Linked DNA regions of Homo sapiens: region 2 is linked to region 1. The links are chromatin loops, found by intact Hi-C in ENCODE. Cell type or tissue: CD4-positive, alpha-beta T cell. All regions are shown on one strand. Each heading gives the region's core, and the rest is flanking DNA. Links, peaks and the distances in the headings are about the cores only. Region 1 overlaps PRDM2 (PR/SET domain 2). Region 2 overlaps PRDM2 (PR/SET domain 2).

Region 1 (9,247 bases), core at 1,019-9,018:
CATCTTAGTGTTGTTATAGCAATAGCTCTGACCTTGTGGGCCCCAGAAAGGGAATTCTCAGGTGTCCACGGACTGTGAGGTATGAGACCCCACTGGGTTGGTGGTTAGAATGTAGACTCTGGAATCTGTCTGGATTTTATCTTGGCTCCACTACTTCAAAACTATGTAGCTTGGGAAAGTTACTCAGCAGGGCTGCTCTGTGGCATAGTATTTGAGAATCCAGACCCTGAAGCGAGATTGTCTGGATTGAAATTACCTAGCTCTGCCACCTGCTGGCTGGGACTATGGGCAAAGTTTAGTTTCATCTGTAACGTGGAGATCATAGAAGTGCCTATAGCAATTGGTAGTGTGCAGATTAAATGAGGTGATAAGTGCTCACAGTTGTATCTGACACATCTTGAACGCTCCATCTGTGTTAGTTGTGATTGTTACTGTTGTGATGATTAAATGAGGTAATGCATGTAAAGTGCTTAGCACAGATCTTGGCTCAGAGGATGGAATAAATGTTATATTCCCTAAGCTCCTCACCCCGTCCAGCATGGAAAGGTCATCCTGGGTCAGAGAAAATGTATCAGGAAAGCAGTAGAAGGGCCCTTCAGAGGCTCCCCAGCAAGGTCAAAACTCGTGAATCAAAATCTGTCCAAGGTTTCTTGTCTCAGGGAGCAGGAACAGAGAAGTTCTTCCTCTAGCCAGTGGGCTTCATGAGGAGGGGGTCCTAGCATGGTGCTAGCTCTGAGCAGACACTCAGGGAGTATGTGTTAATGACTGACGGATGGGCTGAATGAAGGAGAGACGCTTTGGCGATTAATTGGGGGAAGAGAAGCGGGTAGTGACTTTCTTTGAGTTTGAGGTAGGAAGTTGGAAACATCGAATTAATGAGATCAATTAATAGTTAATAACTAAATGACATTAAATTGACTTAAATTTAACATGTTAAATTTAATACATACTGTTCCAGATCTGTTCATTGATACATGTTTAAAGACTGTACTTCATTAAGCAGTCAAATAATGAGTCCTCATTGAGGTCAGCTAATAGGGAAGCAGAGAAGTTCTTTAGCTTCTTTCATATCACAGTGATCAGTGTTAAAAACCCATGAGACAGGAACATACTTCTATTCAGGGGCAGCAAGGACAGGGCGTACTGGGAGACGCCAGCAGCTGGGGTGCCTTGCGGAGCTTGCGATCTGCTCTCTGCTCTCTGCTTGATGACTTCTATTCTGCTTATTCTGGGTAGACAAGCGAATGGCGATGAGTGTTTCTCAGAGACCTTACCCCTGCCTGCCCCTCCTGCCTCAGTTCTAGCTGCTTCTCCTACCTTCTCTGCTCTGGACACATGGGTCTTTTTGCCTGGATACTGCGTTTCCTCTTAATTTGAGATTTGGTCCTGGCTGTTTTCTTTTCCTGACATGTTTCCCCAATATTGTCACAGATTCCCTTTCTACTTCTAGAGAGGCCTCAGCATTCTGTCTGAACAGGCATCTCCATCCCTACTCCATGACTGTGTTCCTTTTTTTTTTGAGACGGTCTGTCAGCCAGGCTGGAGTGCAGTGGCACGATCTCGGCTCATTGCAACCTCCACCTTCCGGGCTCAAGCAATTCTCTTGCTTCAGCCTCCTGAGTAGCTGGGATTACAGGCATGAGCCACCACGCCCAGCTAATTTTTGTATTTTAAGTAGAGACGGGGTTTCACCATCTTGGCCAGGCTGGTCTCGAACTCCTGACCTCAGGTAATCTGCCCGCCTTGACCTTCCAAAGTGCTGGGATTACAGGCGTGAGCCACCACGCCTCGCGTTCCCCTCTTTTTTTTCATTCGCCACTGATCGGAAGGCATGTGTCCCCTTTTTTGTGCTTGAGTTTTCTACAGGGCATCAGCCATTGTATGTATGTGTTTAATTTTGTCTCTATTTCTTACCAGAGTGATGCCGTGTTGAGGCAAGCGTGCTGCCTAGAACATTGCCTGGCCTGTAGCAGGGATTTGGAAATATAGAAATAAATAAATAGAGTAGATGGTGCAACTTATTTTAGACAAGATCAATCTGGGAAATAGTGCCAGGATCAAATTGTGATTCTTTAGTATAAGAATCAAGATGAACCTGTTTAGATATGATATTACATCTTATCCTGTCAGGATATGTACCAAGAAGAGATCCCAGTTTATGAGTATGTGGGGGAGAGAATTTTTTGAAAACATTCCTTTGTTCCTAAGGTTCACTTGTACATTGGTTGCTTGGAATTAATGGCATACCACATTTTCTAAAAAAGGATTCTTATATTGATCCAGAAGAATACCTACCTCAATTTCAAGAAATTCAGGCACATGTGGAGGAGATACTTCCTGATAGATGACCCAGCTCTTTCATTTATTTCTATCCCTCCTTTTTAAAAAAAGCTTTAAGTTAGCTTACAAAGAGCCATGTACTCATTCAAGTATTTAAGTGACAACAAACATTTGAAATCTACTGCTAAGCTGGGGGAACACAACACTGAATAAGATAGACACCATCTGTCTTCACTGCAGTCTCACAGAGGAGGCACACAGTAAACACACAGCTATACAAATAAGCATTTAAAATTGTGGTAAGAGCTGTGAAGGAGAACCAAGGAAGAAAAGAGGGTGGTTCTATTTCAGAAGTCCAGCCCATGAATCTACCTTCTACTTCTCAAATCATTGATTTTCTAGAAATGTTCTAGGCAGTTTGCAGCCATAGCCACGGCCATGGAGAGTCCAGCGGGGCTGTGGGGAAGAAGGGAGGGAGGGCCCTGGGGCTGCCCAGCGTCTGGGTTGTGCTGCTGTGAACTGAGGTGCTCTGTTGTAGTTTGGTCTTTTTGTAATGTGAAGGATACGACAATAACAGAAAAAGCTTTCCTCTGCTGGGTGTATGAGTCCAAAAGGAAAAACCAATGGGTCTAGTGGGACAAGATGTGGAATAAAGGAGTAATTTAAAAGAAAAAAAAGACAAAAAATAATGGGTTGACTTAAAACAGATAAACAAATACATAGGATTTTTTGGTATTTCTTTTTCCCATGGCTTCTCTGCTGAGGTCCTTCATGTTCTCGGGCGCTTCAGAAATTTTAATACATGTGATCTCTAACTTGTACTCAAGTTACACATTTCTTGTGGGAGTGACCATTCCTGCCTTAAGCACCATCTCCTGCTGACATTTCCATGGAAATCTGGAAGTTTTAGGTCAGAGGTTCTTAGATGATATTCCAGCAGAATCTTAAGTGAAAACTCCTTGATGATTAGGACTGACTATAGGCACTCGAATCAGACAGATATTCAGATCCAGGCTTTGAGCCCTTTAAGCAATGTCTCTAAGCTCTAATTCCCTGCTCTGTGTGGAGAGGGGGAGACACTGATAATACCTGTCTCTTGGACTATTTGGAGTACATTCTACCCAGCATGTAAGACAGCACAGTGCCTTGAGCGAGGAAGTTCTCAGTAAATACGAAGTTGTCATTAGAATTACTGTGAAAGTGCCTGGAAGTATCCGTTTAGGTTAGCAGACATGGTGACTTTTCAAAGCGGCTGTGCTCCTGGGGAGGATAAATGGTGCTGAGTGTTTGCCTAGGGTCCCAGCTGAGACGGAAGAAGAAAATCCCCTTTTACTTTACTAAATGGCCAGTGCTGATAGGACATCACTCTGGCTAATATTTGTTAATGTCACTTACTTTATCAGTGTTATGAAATAATCATTATGTAGCTTAGGATGCCAATGCCAACTACCAGTGTAATACCTTTTCCCTCTTTGGAAATAAATTGTTCACATTTCCAAAAATCCAGCTTATAGATTAAGAATTTAAAAATGGGGACACTATATTTAGAAGTGAAAAATGTCTATGGTTAATTTATTCACACTTTAGCTAATTAAAAATACCATAAGACCATTTTCTGGGGCTAATTGGCTATCTTATGTTTTGGAAAATGTTTCAGGGATATTGTTGGGACAAAGGTGTAAATCAAGCAGGAACAAAGCATTTGTGTGTCTGAAATGGAGGCTCAGTTGGCTCGGCTCTGCACGAGAGACAAACCTGTCTCTAGATGCCCTCTCTTGGGCTCTCGAGCTTGAAGCAGGCCAGAGAGTAGATGACCATGTTTATAATGACTGTGAGATTTATTTCTCTTGAAGTAGACTGTTGATAATTAATAAGCCAAAAATTGAAATGCTGAGAGTATGCCAGTTTGGATGATATTCTTTTCTTGGTACATATATTCTTGAAGACGACAAGAGCTTCCTGGTTGTGGGAAAAATTAATCTTTTTTGTTTGGGGTTTACTTTTGCCTGTGTTGGTTCATTTAAAAGTCCTGGAGAAGTGTTTCCCTGTGCAGTGAAATGAAACACACTCAGACTACAAAGCCTATCATTCTTAGCAGTGCCGTGATGTGCACATCAGCTCCGTAGGATATATGGTGTACTGGTTACTAGACCCTTGGTGTTCCTTTGATTTGAAAGTTAATGAGAAAATAACAGTCATATTCTCCCAGTTGGCTCAAATCTCTCCCTTCCTTACATACATATCTAATAGTAATCTTTTCTTAAGATTATGATGAATTCCAGCCTAAACTTTGATAAATAATTTAAAAAAATTCTCTGTTTCTTAGCAACTCTGTGATATCCTGGTGACTTTGCTGTTTAGTGACTTGGTAAACAGTGGTAAATTACTGTTTCCTGGAAAGGTGGCACTTGCAGTAAGGGACCACAATAAGTTGTCGTGTTTTGGGGTGGAATATTCAAGCCCCATCCAGTTAGGGGTTGTTGCTGGAGGGCAACATGGATGGGGCAGGGTTGGAGGGCCCCAGTAGCCTTTGTGGTGTGTGCTGAAAGCATTCATTGAAGTGGGCAGTGTTGGTTTTTATTTTTTAAATGTGCTAAGGTACTGATGGTAGCCTTTGATTTAGAAGTAAGCTTATGCTATATTTTGCTGCCAGATTCTATTTGTGTTTAAAGCAGTATGGTGGCAGAGATTATCATATTTTGGAAATGGCCACAGGTGGCTGGAACAAAATAGAGTAACACAGACATGCTTGAAGGTTGCAGTGGTTTCCTTTGGACAGTTACAAACAAGCATCAAAGCAGCTCCTCAAATGCTTGACATCATCGTTTTGGTCTGTCTTGCCAGCTTCAGGTTTCGGTTACATTTTTGCATACTTGCTTATTGAACCAGAAAAAAAAAAAAACCCATGATTTGAGTTTTCTTTCTTTTGCTGTGATCCTTCCATTTCTTGACTTGCAGAACACTACTGAGCCTGTGGCGGCCACCGAGACCCTGGCTGAGGTACCCGAACATGTGCTGCGAGGACTTCCGGAGGAAGTGAGGCTTTTCCCTTCTGCTGTTGACAAGACCCGGATTGGTGAGTGCTCCTCCTGTCACGGAGCAAGTCAGGCAGTAAAGAGCAGGTGGCAGTGAGGCTTCCTGCAGGGGCATGTCAGGTAGGGAGCGCACCATAAAAGCAGCAATTTACCCTTGACTTAGAAGATTATATGGTGTTGATGCATTTTCTAGTCAAGAATCCAGGTTGGACATGGGTTGTAAAAATAAAACCAGGAACACACAAACAGACACACACACAAACACACACACACACACGTAGGTCCCATCCCTCTTGCCTGAGTGTCCTCCTCCTCTGAGTCTCCCTGCTGAGCCTCACCCCACAGAACGTGTTGTTCCCTTCTCTCTGATTTCACCATGAGGAGCATGATTGTACCATTATATTCACTTCATTGTTTTGTAATATTTTTACACTTGGCTCTGTTATTGCTTGTGAGTGCCTTTATTTCTTATGTATCTTTGTGCCTCCAGTACCAGATACTTTGTGGACCCTCAGTAGATACTTGAATGAATGACATGCTGTGAGTGTATCTAAATTCTTCTGGCTGGGATTTCTCCTTGAACACAAACCAGGCGCGTGTGTGTTTGGTTTTTATGTGGCCTAATCTTTAGACAGAAGCTAAGGAAGTAAATTGTAAAACTTTAGTCAAAATACAGTCTTGGAATATATCATATTTATATCCCTGTTTCTTTTTTTTAGATGTACTTCCGATATCCCAATTTATATGTACATATGTATGAAAAAATTTTAATACATGCTTTTAAAAATTCTCATTGGAAACTTATTCATTGAGCAGTTTGAACATATTGTTCAAATGAAAGTGGTTGATTTTATAGCTCAACTGATTGTTGACTTACATAGCGGACTTACAGAGAAGTGGAATTTGTACATCCTAGCAGGATAGGACTGGCCCAGCCTTTACCCCCCATTCTGTATATGAGGAAACTGAAGCCAAAAGGTGAGGGAACCGATCTAAAGTGATGCTGTTGACTGCTGGGCCAGACTCCTGCCATTTTACTGTCTGCTTGCTCATTATATCGCTTTCCGTTATGGTCAGTGCATAGTAAATAGAAACAACCCTAAGAATACTGTGGATGAACAGCTATTTTGGCTGTTAGAAACTCTGAAAAGTGAGCCGTTCCAGTAGCTAAGTTTTCAGGAAGCTTAGTTAGGCAGGAAAGGGTTTTCTACTTTAAAGCAAATGAACTTCAAAACTATTTATTCATAAAACTATATTTCTAACCCTTTATAAGAACAAGTCATGTTCATTAGAGACAATTTGAACTTTATAAACAAGCAGACAGAGGAGTTCAAAAATCAGTTGTAGTTTCACTCCATTCCAATATTTTTTCTCTTCAGTTGTTGTGACTGTGTTATTCAAGTATTTGTGATCCTACTGTACGGGTAGTGTTACATGTAAAACATTTTAAAAGTATATAAAACATTTTTTTCTAATCGTAAAACAATATAGGTTCTTTATAGAACAGAAGAGTATAAAGAAGAAAAATAAAAATCCCCATTGAGGACTTGACTTAATTTAACTTGATCTCAGGCTATTTTAACATTAGCTTGATTTAGGCAGTCTAGCCTTTTAACTGTTTTGTGAAACTTAAGCGATTTTAATGGTTTCAATCTTTAAAATAACCATGATACATTATAAAAATACTGATTTTATTTTCTAGGTGTCTGGGCCACTAAACCAATTTTAAAAGGCAAAAAATTTGGGCCATTTGTTGGTGATAAGAAAAAAAGATCTCAGGTTAAGAATAATGTATACATGTGGGAGGTAAGAAGTAATTCTGATTCTTTGTTTTTCAGAGTTTTATGAAATAATTATTCTGTTCTCTCAGAATTTGACATTTTGAATTTAAAACAATCATTTTAATGTGTTCTTTAAAGTCAAGAATATTTTTATTAAAGAGAAAATGTGTTTCCCTGGATACAGACTGCTATTTATATATGCTTTTGTATTTTGAAACTGCTTGGCTGTCCTCAACAATAAATGTCAAATCCATGTTTTACATTGCCGTGTCCAGGGTGTTTTGCTTTGCAACTAAGACCGTGACTTCCTGTTTGATGGTTTGTCACTTCACAGGCCGCCACATAAACCCCATAAAAGACACTCTATGGTGGCTGCAAAGAAAGCACTGTTAGGTTCTTCTCTATATTTTAGAAAGTAATTTCTATGTTGCTAGGATATTCAGTTGGATATATTTAGCATATGGCACATATATAGAGCTTGTAATTTTTCAGGAGTTTTTCATCTATTAATTTCATGTTTTCCCAGCAATTCTGGAAGACAGCAGGGCATCTGCACACTCCTTTGAGAGGAGAAGCAGTCAGGAGACAGAGCTGAGCTCTCCTTCCCTGGGGGGCTCCACCCGGGAGGCCTGTAGATGCAGAACTAGAATGCATCTCTCCTGCCTCACTGGGAGGCAGTTAAGGTTTTCATTGCATTGCCTGAGTTCAAATCCTACCTCTAGCTTCGTGACTTGCAGCAGGGGACATAGCCTCTGGGCTAGAAAACCCTCAATTAAAAAAATAGAGATAGAAGATATCTCCTAGGATAGTTGTGAAGATAAAATTTGTCGTTGTTGCTTTTGTTGTTCCCTGGGGTATTGCGTAGGAATTCAGCATTTGTGATGAATTTAGTTCAAGTCAGTGCCCCCTGGAAGCCCCCCTGAGTTCTTAAAGGAGCTCCATGGTGTGACTCCTTTTCAAAACAAGTTAAGTTTTTGGATGATGAGAAAAAGCATTCCTGTCAGATTGTCTGAAACTGAATCACATCTGTTTTTTCACACATTAACATAGAAAAGCCTAAAAATAAAGTATGGCTAGGAAGTGTGTGGACACTTTTCATCAAGAAGTTCTGTGGCATTTGTATGGTTGAAGTATGCTGCTATTTTTCTTTATGCTCTAAGCTGTTTCCCAACTTGAAAAATCTGACAGTTTCTCCCAATAATTTTGAGTTATTTGTTTCTTATGAATTTGTTATAATGTATCTTCTGACTATTAACGGGGGGTGTCTTAGGAAATGAGGATTTACCACAAGAGTCATTGCATTCTGTTATTTCACCACTTTTGAGGTGTAAGAGTTCTGTATTTGTAGAAAAACTGCCCGGCCAAAAAATGTGAATTACTAAAGATAATGCCTGCATGATTAAAAATGTCTTGACCACAAAATTATGCTCCCAAATAAACTGCATTTTTAATTTTAGATGTTTCCCAAGGGAAACTAACAAATTGGCTCACCAGGTTTAACACTACGTTTAGTGAGAATAATGTCAAGGAACCAGAAACTGCTTTCTCTAGTGCTGTGTTTATAACACTAATCTTGAACAAATGCCATCAATATTAAACTTAAGTTAGTAGTACCTATTTTATCCCATGTAACAACTTGATGTTGTTGGGCATATTGTATAATTTATTAATAGTGCTTTTTGTACATTAAGCTTCATTTGCATTGAGATTCATACATAGTATGACTTGATAGTTGTTGAAAATTTGGAACCATGACTTATTAGAATTTCTTCTATAAACCTGTTAACATCCCATTGTTAATGTAAGATACTTCTTATATACTGTACTACTAGAGTTTGCAAATCTTTGATAAGAATCCTAGTTCTTATCAAGGGTGCCTTTTGTCTTCCTGCAATTAAAAAAAATCTCATTCAAGTAGTTCTGACTACAAAATATACATCTGATATAGAAACCTGTAAGCCTTTTGCTCTGTTAAAATAAAAGTGAATAGATATGACATACATGTGTAAGTATGTATATGGCAAAGGAAGTATCAATTATAATGTAAATATTTCTTAGAAGAAAATGACATTGAGGTAAGACTTAGTAGTTTCCTACTAACTTATTCCAACTCTGCTCTTACCCTCAGACCTGCATCAGAATGCCTTGTAT
Region 2 (9,247 bases), core at 1,005-9,004, 54 kb after region 1:
TTGAGATGGAGTCTGCTTCGGCAGATTTGTATGGTATAAATTGTCTGCTCACTCCAGTTACAGTGGAAATTACTCAAAATATAAAGACCACACAGGTCCCTGTAACAGAAGATCTTCCTAAAGAGCCTTTGGGCAGCACAAATAGTGAGGCCAAGAAGCGGAGAACTGCGAGCCCACCTGCACTGCCCAAAATTAAGGCCGAAACAGACTCTGACCCCATGGTCCCCTCTTGCTCTTTAAGTCTTCCTCTTAGCATATCAACAACAGAGGCAGTGTCTTTCCACAAAGAGAAAAGTGTTTATTTGTCATCAAAGCTCAAACAACTTCTTCAAACCCAAGATAAACTAACTCCTGCAGGGATTTCAGCAACTGAAATAGCTAAATTAGGTCCTGTTTGTGTGTCTGCTCCTGCATCAATGTTGCCTGTGACCTCAAGTAGGTTTAAGAGGCGGACCAGCTCTCCTCCCAGTTCTCCACAGCACAGTCCTGCCCTTCGAGACTTTGGAAAGCCAAGTGATGGGAAAGCAGCATGGACCGATGCCGGGCTGACTTCCAAAAAATCCAAATTAGAAAGTCACAGCGACTCACCAGCATGGAGTTTGTCTGGGAGAGATGAGAGAGAAACTGTGAGCCCTCCATGCTTTGATGAATATAAAATGTCTAAAGAGTGGACAGCTAGTTCTGCTTTTAGCAGTGTGTGCAACCAGCAGCCACTGGATTTATCCAGCGGTGTCAAACAGAAGGCTGAGGGTACAGGCAAGACTCCAGTCCAGTGGGAATCTGTCTTAGATCTCAGTGTGCATAAAAAGCATTGTAGTGACTCTGAAGGCAAGGAATTCAAAGAAAGTCATTCAGTGCAGCCTACGTGTAGTGCTGTAAAGAAAAGGAAACCAACCACCTGCATGCTGCAGAAGGTTCTTCTCAATGAATATAATGGCATCGATTTACCTGTAGAAAACCCTGCAGATGGGACCAGGAGCCCAAGTCCTTGTAAATCCCTAGAAGCTCAGCCAGATCCTGACCTCGGTCCGGGCTCTGGTTTCCCTGCCCCTACTGTTGAGTCCACACCTGATGTTTGTCCTTCATCACCTGCCCTGCAGACACCCTCCCTTTCATCCGGTCAGCTGCCTCCTCTCTTGATCCCCACAGATCCCTCTTCCCCTCCACCCTGTCCCCCGGTATTAACTGTTGCCACTCCGCCCCCTCCCCTCCTTCCTACCGTACCTCTTCCAGCCCCCTCTTCCAGTGCATCTCCACACCCATGCCCCTCTCCACTCTCAAATGCCACCGCACAGTCCCCACTTCCAATTCTGTCCCCAACAGTGTCCCCCTCTCCCTCTCCCATTCCTCCCGTGGAGCCCCTGATGTCTGCCGCCTCACCCGGGCCTCCAACACTTTCTTCTTCCTCCTCTTCATCTTCCTCCTCCTCTTCGTTTTCTTCTTCATCTTCCTCCTCTTCTCCTTCTCCACCTCCTCTCTCCGCAATATCATCTGTTGTTTCCTCTGGTGATAATCTGGAGGCTTCTCTCCCCATGATATCTTTCAAACAGGAGGAATTAGAGAATGAAGGTCTGAAACCCAGGGAAGAGCCCCAGTCTGCTGCTGAACAGGATGTTGTTGTTCAGGAAACATTCAACAAAAACTTTGTTTGCAACGTCTGTGAATCACCTTTTCTTTCCATTAAAGATCTAACCAAACATTTATCTATTCATGCTGAAGAATGGCCCTTCAAATGTGAATTTTGTGTGCAGCTTTTTAAGGATAAAACGGACTTGTCAGAACATCGCTTTTTGCTTCATGGAGTTGGGAATATCTTTGTGTGTTCTGTTTGTAAAAAAGAATTTGCTTTTTTGTGCAATTTGCAGCAGCACCAGCGAGATCTCCACCCAGATAAGGTGTGCACACATCACGAGTTTGAAAGCGGGACTCTGAGGCCCCAGAACTTTACAGATCCCAGCAAGGCCCATGTAGAGCATATGCAGAGCTTGCCAGAAGATCCTTTAGAAACTTCTAAAGAAGAAGAGGAGTTAAATGATTCCTCTGAAGAGCTTTACACGACTATAAAAATAATGGCTTCTGGAATAAAGACAAAAGATCCAGATGTTCGATTGGGCCTCAATCAGCATTACCCAAGCTTTAAACCACCTCCATTTCAGTACCATCACCGTAACCCCATGGGGATTGGTGTGACAGCCACAAATTTCACTACACACAATATTCCACAGACTTTCACTACCGCCATTCGCTGCACAAAGTGTGGAAAAGGTGTCGACAATATGCCGGAGTTGCACAAACATATCCTGGCTTGTGCTTCTGCAAGTGACAAGAAGAGGTACACGCCTAAGAAAAACCCAGTACCATTAAAACAAACTGTGCAACCCAAAAATGGCGTGGTGGTTTTAGATAACTCTGGGAAAAATGCCTTCCGACGAATGGGACAGCCCAAAAGGCTTAACTTTAGTGTTGAGCTCAGCAAAATGTCGTCGAATAAGCTCAAATTAAATGCATTGAAGAAAAAAAATCAGCTAGTACAGAAAGCAATTCTTCAGAAAAACAAATCTGCAAAGCAGAAGGCCGACTTGAAAAATGCTTGTGAGTCATCCTCTCACATCTGCCCTTACTGTAATCGAGAGTTCACTTACATTGGAAGCCTGAATAAACACGCCGCCTTCAGCTGTCCCAAAAAACCCCTTTCTCCTCCCAAAAAAAAAGTTTCTCATTCATCTAAGAAAGGTGGACACTCATCACCTGCAAGTAGTGACAAAAACAGTAACAGCAACCACCGCAGACGGACAGCGGATGCGGAGATTAAAATGCAAAGCATGCAGACTCCGTTGGGCAAGACCAGAGCCCGCAGCTCAGGCCCCACCCAAGTCCCACTTCCCTCCTCATCCTTCAGGTCCAAGCAGAACGTCAAGTTTGCAGCTTCGGTGAAATCCAAAAAACCAAGCTCCTCCTCTTTAAGGAACTCCAGCCCGATAAGAATGGCCAAAATAACTCATGTTGAGGGGAAAAAACCTAAAGCTGTGGCCAAGAATCATTCTGCTCAGCTTTCCAGCAAAACATCACGGAGCCTGCACGTGAGGGTACAGAAAAGCAAAGCTGTTTTACAAAGCAAATCCACCTTGGCGAGTAAGAAAAGAACAGACCGGTTCAATATAAAATCTAGAGAGCGGAGTGGGGGGCCAGTCACCCGGAGCCTTCAGCTGGCAGCTGCTGCTGACTTGAGTGAGAACAAGAGAGAGGACGGCAGCGCCAAGCAGGAGCTGAAGGACTTCAGGTAAGCTCAGGAGCTGGTGGGAGGGAAAGACCGGGAAGGCGACAGTATCCTTGCCTACGGGTGTTTTTTGGTTTCTTGTTGCTTTTTTTTTTTTTTTTCCCCACTTAAAGGAAATAGCTGTTGTATAAGTTAAAGGCATGAAGGGTCATTGCTTTGGCTGCTTTTAGAGATGAATAAATAGTTCTAATTTCAGACTTAGGACTCACAAAGCAGTGCCACTTCTTTAATGTGGCCAGATGTAAATTGAATTTAAAACTATAGAAAAGCTCTCAAAAGTACTCTAAGAAAAGATGCAATCCTCTCAAACTTCCTTTATGTCTTGGGTAATAGCTCAGTGTCATGTGTCTTATTTTCCGATCATAGAACATTTCTTAGGTTAAGACGGGTCACTAAGTTCATTAGTAAACCATGTTACAATCTTGTTTAATATTTCTGTGACTTCAGCATAGATCTAGTACCTGACACTTTCTTTCAGAATTGCCAATGCTTAAATTTTAATAATTGATTGCATCGGTCAAAACAAAACATAGTCCTTTAAAAAGGTCTTATGCACTGTCCCCCACCTCCTGAACTCAGCCGTAGGACGGTAAACAAGTCAGGATCTGGATGGGAAGCAGAGCAGGAGAGACATGCTTGGAACTCCAGGCAGGACCCTTGCAGCTCTTTCAGGCCTGTGTGATACCCAGGGCATGTCAGCCTCATTTGTCAGTGCCTTTGTTTCCCCAGTAATGATAGAAGGATTTGTCTTAGATTTGAAGTGACTTTACTGCTTTATTCCCTGTGCTTCCTATATTAAGAACTGTTCTCAGTGACAGATGAAGAGAGGGCAGCGGTTAAATTTGTTACATTGGATTCTCAAACTTCCTGAGTCCTTTGTCCGAAGTGGATGTGTATTGGAATTCCTGCTGTTTCTGAATAGTTCAGTCTCATGTGAAAATTACTCATCAGATAGCATTTCTGCAAAATACTTTTAAGTCTTGTCTTTTCACAGGATGCCACCTGACTCTAGGCTTTCATGCTATAGCTTTTGGTGTCTGAAAATTCTTTGGTGTTTTAAGCAAGCAGAATTAGGGATCCTAAGTGTGGACGCGACTGCCATTTTGTAGAGGTCACGAGGACACAGAGGTGCCATTAGCCCTGCATGATTGATGAGGTAGAATTTTTAATGCTGGTGTGCCTTAAATCACAGCTAAAGATAGAGAAGAATCATTAGCTAAGGCTGATTTGAATGATTTACTGTAGGATTAATGGATCAGATTTTTAAAAAGTTACTTCATAAATGTGTTAAATATTTAGTTGCCATAGGTCTGACCAACGCTCGGTCTCTGGCCGCGGCACATACATAGGTAGCATCTTGGAGGTTAGCTCTGCTGAAAATAAGCACCTGTGTTATCAGCTGTCAAAGCTGCTTGCCTTTAGTAATTGAATTGTGCACCTGTTTGTGCTCAGTCTGTGTTCTGGTGGTGCCACACCAACAGGACATGATCAAATTGAGTCCTTTTCAAGTTGCTTGTGTCTTCAACAAGCAGAGTGTGCCTTCATTTTCACAGATTGTACTATAAAACACCTCCCAGGCGGTTGATGCTTTAGAATGTACTGTCTATCCCTTTTGTCTTCAGTATTATCTAAAAGAAATGCTTGTTTTGTACTTGGCCCTACTTACACAGTTCAAGGTTAAAGTTGATTTGGAAAAATTAAGTTCTGCAAAGAAAAGCTGTCAGAGTGACCATAAATTTATGAGGCCTATTCAAATAGCCTCTACCCAGTGTCTTTTGAGTAACCTTTAAGGCTACAAAGGACTAAAGGGCCTTAAAAATCATGTCTCTTCTTTGCCCCAGTTCATTTTCATTATTTTGCTTTGTTTGATAGTTAACAGAGGGTTACCTTGCTGGAGTGAAATTTTGCCTAAAAGGAAGCACAGAAGAATCAGATAAGAAAACACTGGTATTGTCCTAACCGTAGATGGTAATGACAGGCATTGGTGGCAGCTCTTCCTCCTCTGTGTGAGGTGCTGGAACTGTGCTGCGGACACATCTGTAGGTCAGGAATGTGATCCAGGGGTCCACTTACCAAGTCACCATAAACCTGTGATGTGTTCTTGGGAATTAGAAAACAGATGTTCATCAAGATAGATTTTGACTATCTGGACACAAAAGTGGGCATTTCTTTAAAGTGTTTGTTTTGGTCTTAGTACTTTGTAGTGAGTTTAGCACAAAACTGGGATTCCTAAACTTAGACCTGGGTAATATGATGATTGTCATTAACGTGTTGCCCAGGGCTCGTAGAGAGGAGGCCTCAGCCTCAGTGCATATTTGTTGCATTACACTAATAAGGAGTTGTTTGAACTACAGTCGTCTTTCTGTTTAAGTATAGTTCTACTTGTAAATTTCGTGTAGGGATGATTCCTGACACAAGGAATCATCACATCTATTACATGTCGAGGAATACTCACTTTCACTCTGTTTGCAGCTTGCTTTACTTACCCTGTTGGGTACACAGGGATTTCTTACAGAACAGGCAGCACATCCTTGTCCTGTGTTATTTCTTTACAACAAGCTGTGATTAAGAGCTAGTTTTCCATACTCAGATATTTTACATGTGAATGCCACTTTCGGATTCCACAGTTTTTCAAGTACATGCTTGCAATCAGCCATATGATTTTTCCATGAGTTTTCTACTTAACACTGAGGGTCATTTCCTGGAACACAAGCCATGGTGCCAGACAAGGTGTCAAAAAGCCATGTGCTCCAAATATTTTTCTTAGGAGAAAACACAGGAAAGCAGGCATGCCACAGTCATTCAGGTTCTCCTGCTGCAGCTCTTACTACAGTGACCCACCCCCCACCCCTCGCCATGGCTTTCTGGAGTGCTGAGTTTAAATCTGTTGCTAAGGGTTCATTTCCATGGGCTCCAGTAAAGCAGAAAGGGAAGGAAAGAGGTGTATTCTCTACTCACCTCCTACTCATCTTTCACCTTTGTAAACCCCACGGTGTTTTTGGGTTCTTTTTTTTTTTTTTTTTTTAATGAGACAGAGTCTCGCTCCGTTGCCCAGGCTGGAGTGCAGTGGCACGATCTTGGCTCACTGCAAGCTCTGCCTCCCGGGTTCACGCCATTCTCCTGTCTCAGCCTCCCGAGTAGCTGGGACTACAGGTGCCCGCCACCATGCCCGGCTAATTTTTTGTATTTTTAGTAGAGATGGGGTTTCACCGTGTTAGCCAGGATGGTCTCGATCTCCTGACCTTATGATCCGCCCGTCTCGGCCTCCTGCAGTGCTGGGATTACAGGTGTGAGCCACCGTGCCTGGTGTTTTTGGGTTCTTTAATGCTTCTTTTAGAGCCACATTTTTCTTTTCAAACCGAGTTCCCATCGCAGTCAAGAAAAAGGTAGAGAAGCAAAATGAAATTCTAGACCAAGTTTTTCCATTTACCAGGAATTGATTTAAAAAAAAAAGTGCTAATTTCTCATGCCTCCATCTCTGCTACATCCCTTGGAAATAAATGCGTGTAGTTCCTTGCAGGGTGTGTCTTCTGGGTAGGACGCTCGTTCCTAAATGCCTTCAGTCATGTATGTGTTGTCGTCTTAATAACATTTGTCTTACGGTCTATTCACCTTTTTCTTTAACATGGTCAATCATGTAAGGTTATGTTCTGTTGTCATTTATCTTCAGTTTTCTTATTTTCTAGGAACTTCCTGTAGAAAAGCCCCCAAAACAAAACAAACCTTAATTGACTAAAAAGTATTGCATGCTCAACTTAGGATAAGCACTACGGCAAAGGATACGAAATCTACCAAGCTTGCAAGACCAGTTGAAGCTGACTCAAAAATCCTAACATTCAGCTGATTGCCGGCAGGCTTAGAGTCAGGCATCTGCTGCTTCGGTGGGGGCCCAACGCGCATGCTGGGCGCCCGGGTGATTGAGATCCAAAGAGAAGGGCACTGTAAGACAGGCCAGATGAACTGGCTCCTCGTCATGGGACTGGTACCTCAGATCTGAGCATGGCCCTTGTTTTTGGCACGTAGCAGAGAAAGGATTGATTTGAACTTAACCTTGCAAAGCAAGTTGCCTGTTTTAGCAGTAGTTTGTTGTAGGTTTCAGGGATGACAGATTTGGATGCACTCATTTAAAACGTTTTGGTCACATATCAGCTCTTGATGCCTTTCTTTTAAATTAATTATAGACAGAGAGAGGCATTTAGCTGATCTCTTACCCCTGGTATTTCTTTTTTTTGTTGTTTTCGTTTTTTTAAATCACAAGTAGATTGCCAGCGTAATGGAGAGGAAACCAGATTGGATATGGACTCTTTTTTATGCCTATTCTGGTGTTGCGTTTGTATATCCAAATGGACGTTATCCTCTCAGATTCTTATCTGGCACTAATTTATAACTATTATATTATCAGAGACTATGTAGCAATATATCAGTGCACAGGCGCATCCCAGGCCTGTACAGATGTATGTCTACACGTAAGTATAAATGAATTTGCATACCAGGTTTTACACTTGCATCTCTAATAGAGATTAAAAACAACAAATTGGCCTCTTCCTAAGTATATTAATATCATTTATCCTTACATTTTATGCCTCCCCCTAAATTAATGACTGAGTTGGTGGAAAGCGGCTAGGTTTTATTCATACTGTTTTTTGTTCTCAACTTCAAAAGTAATCTACCTCTGAAAAATTTGTAGTTTAATATTTGTTTGGTGAATTTGTGCCACTTTAATCCTTCCACTATCATTCCCATTTTGTTACATTTCTGTTATGGGGACTTTATGTTGAAATATTGTATAAAGCATTTGTAGCAATTTAAAAATAAAATATTTAAAATTATTTAAATTGTTTTGGACGCTTCAATTGTATTATATGTGATTTACATTTCACTTTTTTTGTTGGCGTTGTTAACCCGGAGAGTGCTCCTGTATTGAACTTTGCTGTTAGTTATTTTATTGCTTCTTTTTGGAGAGTGCTATAAAAGACTATTCTAATGAAAACATTAAAATTTACAATTTGACATACAAAAAGGGGTTGTCCATTGATTTTAACCAATGTAGCACTGAGAGAGAGAGAGGTTAATTATAGATAGACAAGAGTGGTGTTTGTTGTTTTTCCCCTCCCAGCATTGAAATCATTGGGGCTTGTCAGATGTATTAAAAAAAGATTTGTTGTGCTATTGCTGCAAACACTTAATAACTAGAGGAGAATTTAAACAATGCATTTTATATTATTGTAACCAATAAAAAACTTTCTAAACATCTGTGAAAGGACTGCATTTTGTACATAATTGGGAGCAGTTAGGGGGTAAAACAAGGTGTGTGTGGAGGATTGTTCAGAGCCCGCACTCTAATTTAAAAGTGCGGCGTCTACTCAGCCCACCTGGCGTCTGTTCACTTGTTTCTATTTGACAGTAACTGAATATGTGCTCATTCCAGTTGGATTTCTATGTAGAGGGTGGACGTGTAGTCAGACAACGGTGCCGAGAAGTACCTTGTGAACTCACTCGGGTAAGAGTAAAATACAAAATAATTTCATCTGTGGGGTCTCTGTGCTTCCTAAAAGTTTACTGTAGTTTGTGGATTGATGTTTATTTCTATGGGCTTCCAAAGAATGAAACCAAAAAGTTGTGACATACTCAGTTTATGTGAAATTGCTGGGGTTTTTTAAGATTAAAAATGGCTGACTATAAGCGGTTTCCTATAGTTCATCATCATAGCACTTTGCTAACCACATCTGTCTGTCACTCCTCAGGGAAAGGTGGTGAAGGGATAGCCAGCTTCCCTTGGCCAGATGTTCTGGCATACGATATTCCTCCCTTAGAAAAACACGGAGGAGAGAGGTTGGTGGGAATCTGGAACTGGTCTTCGATATTAGTAGTTTTAAACAAATGAGGCTTCAACACACAGCAGTGCCCTGTGAGGAGTTGAGTGTTGTGAGAAAGAGCACGGTCTTGGATGAGAACTGGATTTCCATCCTA

What was found. Peaks named below come from ENCODE experiments on the same cell type or tissue, not always from the same donor. Only the 100,000 strongest peaks of a DNase experiment are listed, where the experiment ranks them.
Region 2: it touches region 1 in a loop (1.9-fold over the local background); 9 of 110 quality-filtered maps call a loop at or near these places.

Annotation. Positions count from the first base shown.
Region 1 is chr1:13,725,762-13,735,008 of GRCh38, forward strand. It overlaps PRDM2 (PR/SET domain 2), which reads left to right. Exons shown (of 10, transcript NM_001393986.1): 3 at 5,239-5,356; 4 at 7,018-7,121. Among named protein-coding and RNA genes, the nearest start is that of PRDM2, 30 kb to the left of the region's middle. RefSeq lists enhancers at 5,010-5,319, 5,380-5,439, 5,660-5,749. In CD4-positive, alpha-beta T cell, for the core only: a CTCF peak has its summit at 5,200; DNase peaks (open chromatin) are centred at 5,320 and 7,420; H3K4me3 peaks cover 1,772 bases; H3K27ac peaks cover 5,493 bases.
Region 2 is chr1:13,779,552-13,788,798 of GRCh38, forward strand. It overlaps PRDM2 (PR/SET domain 2), which reads left to right. Exons shown (of 10, transcript NM_001393986.1): 8 at 1-3,280. Among named protein-coding and RNA genes, the nearest start is that of PRDM2, 84 kb to the left of the region's middle. RefSeq lists a silencer at 1,342-1,510 and an enhancer at 2,601-2,760. In CD4-positive, alpha-beta T cell, for the core only: no CTCF peak of the experiment used is centred there; no DNase peak of the experiment used is centred there.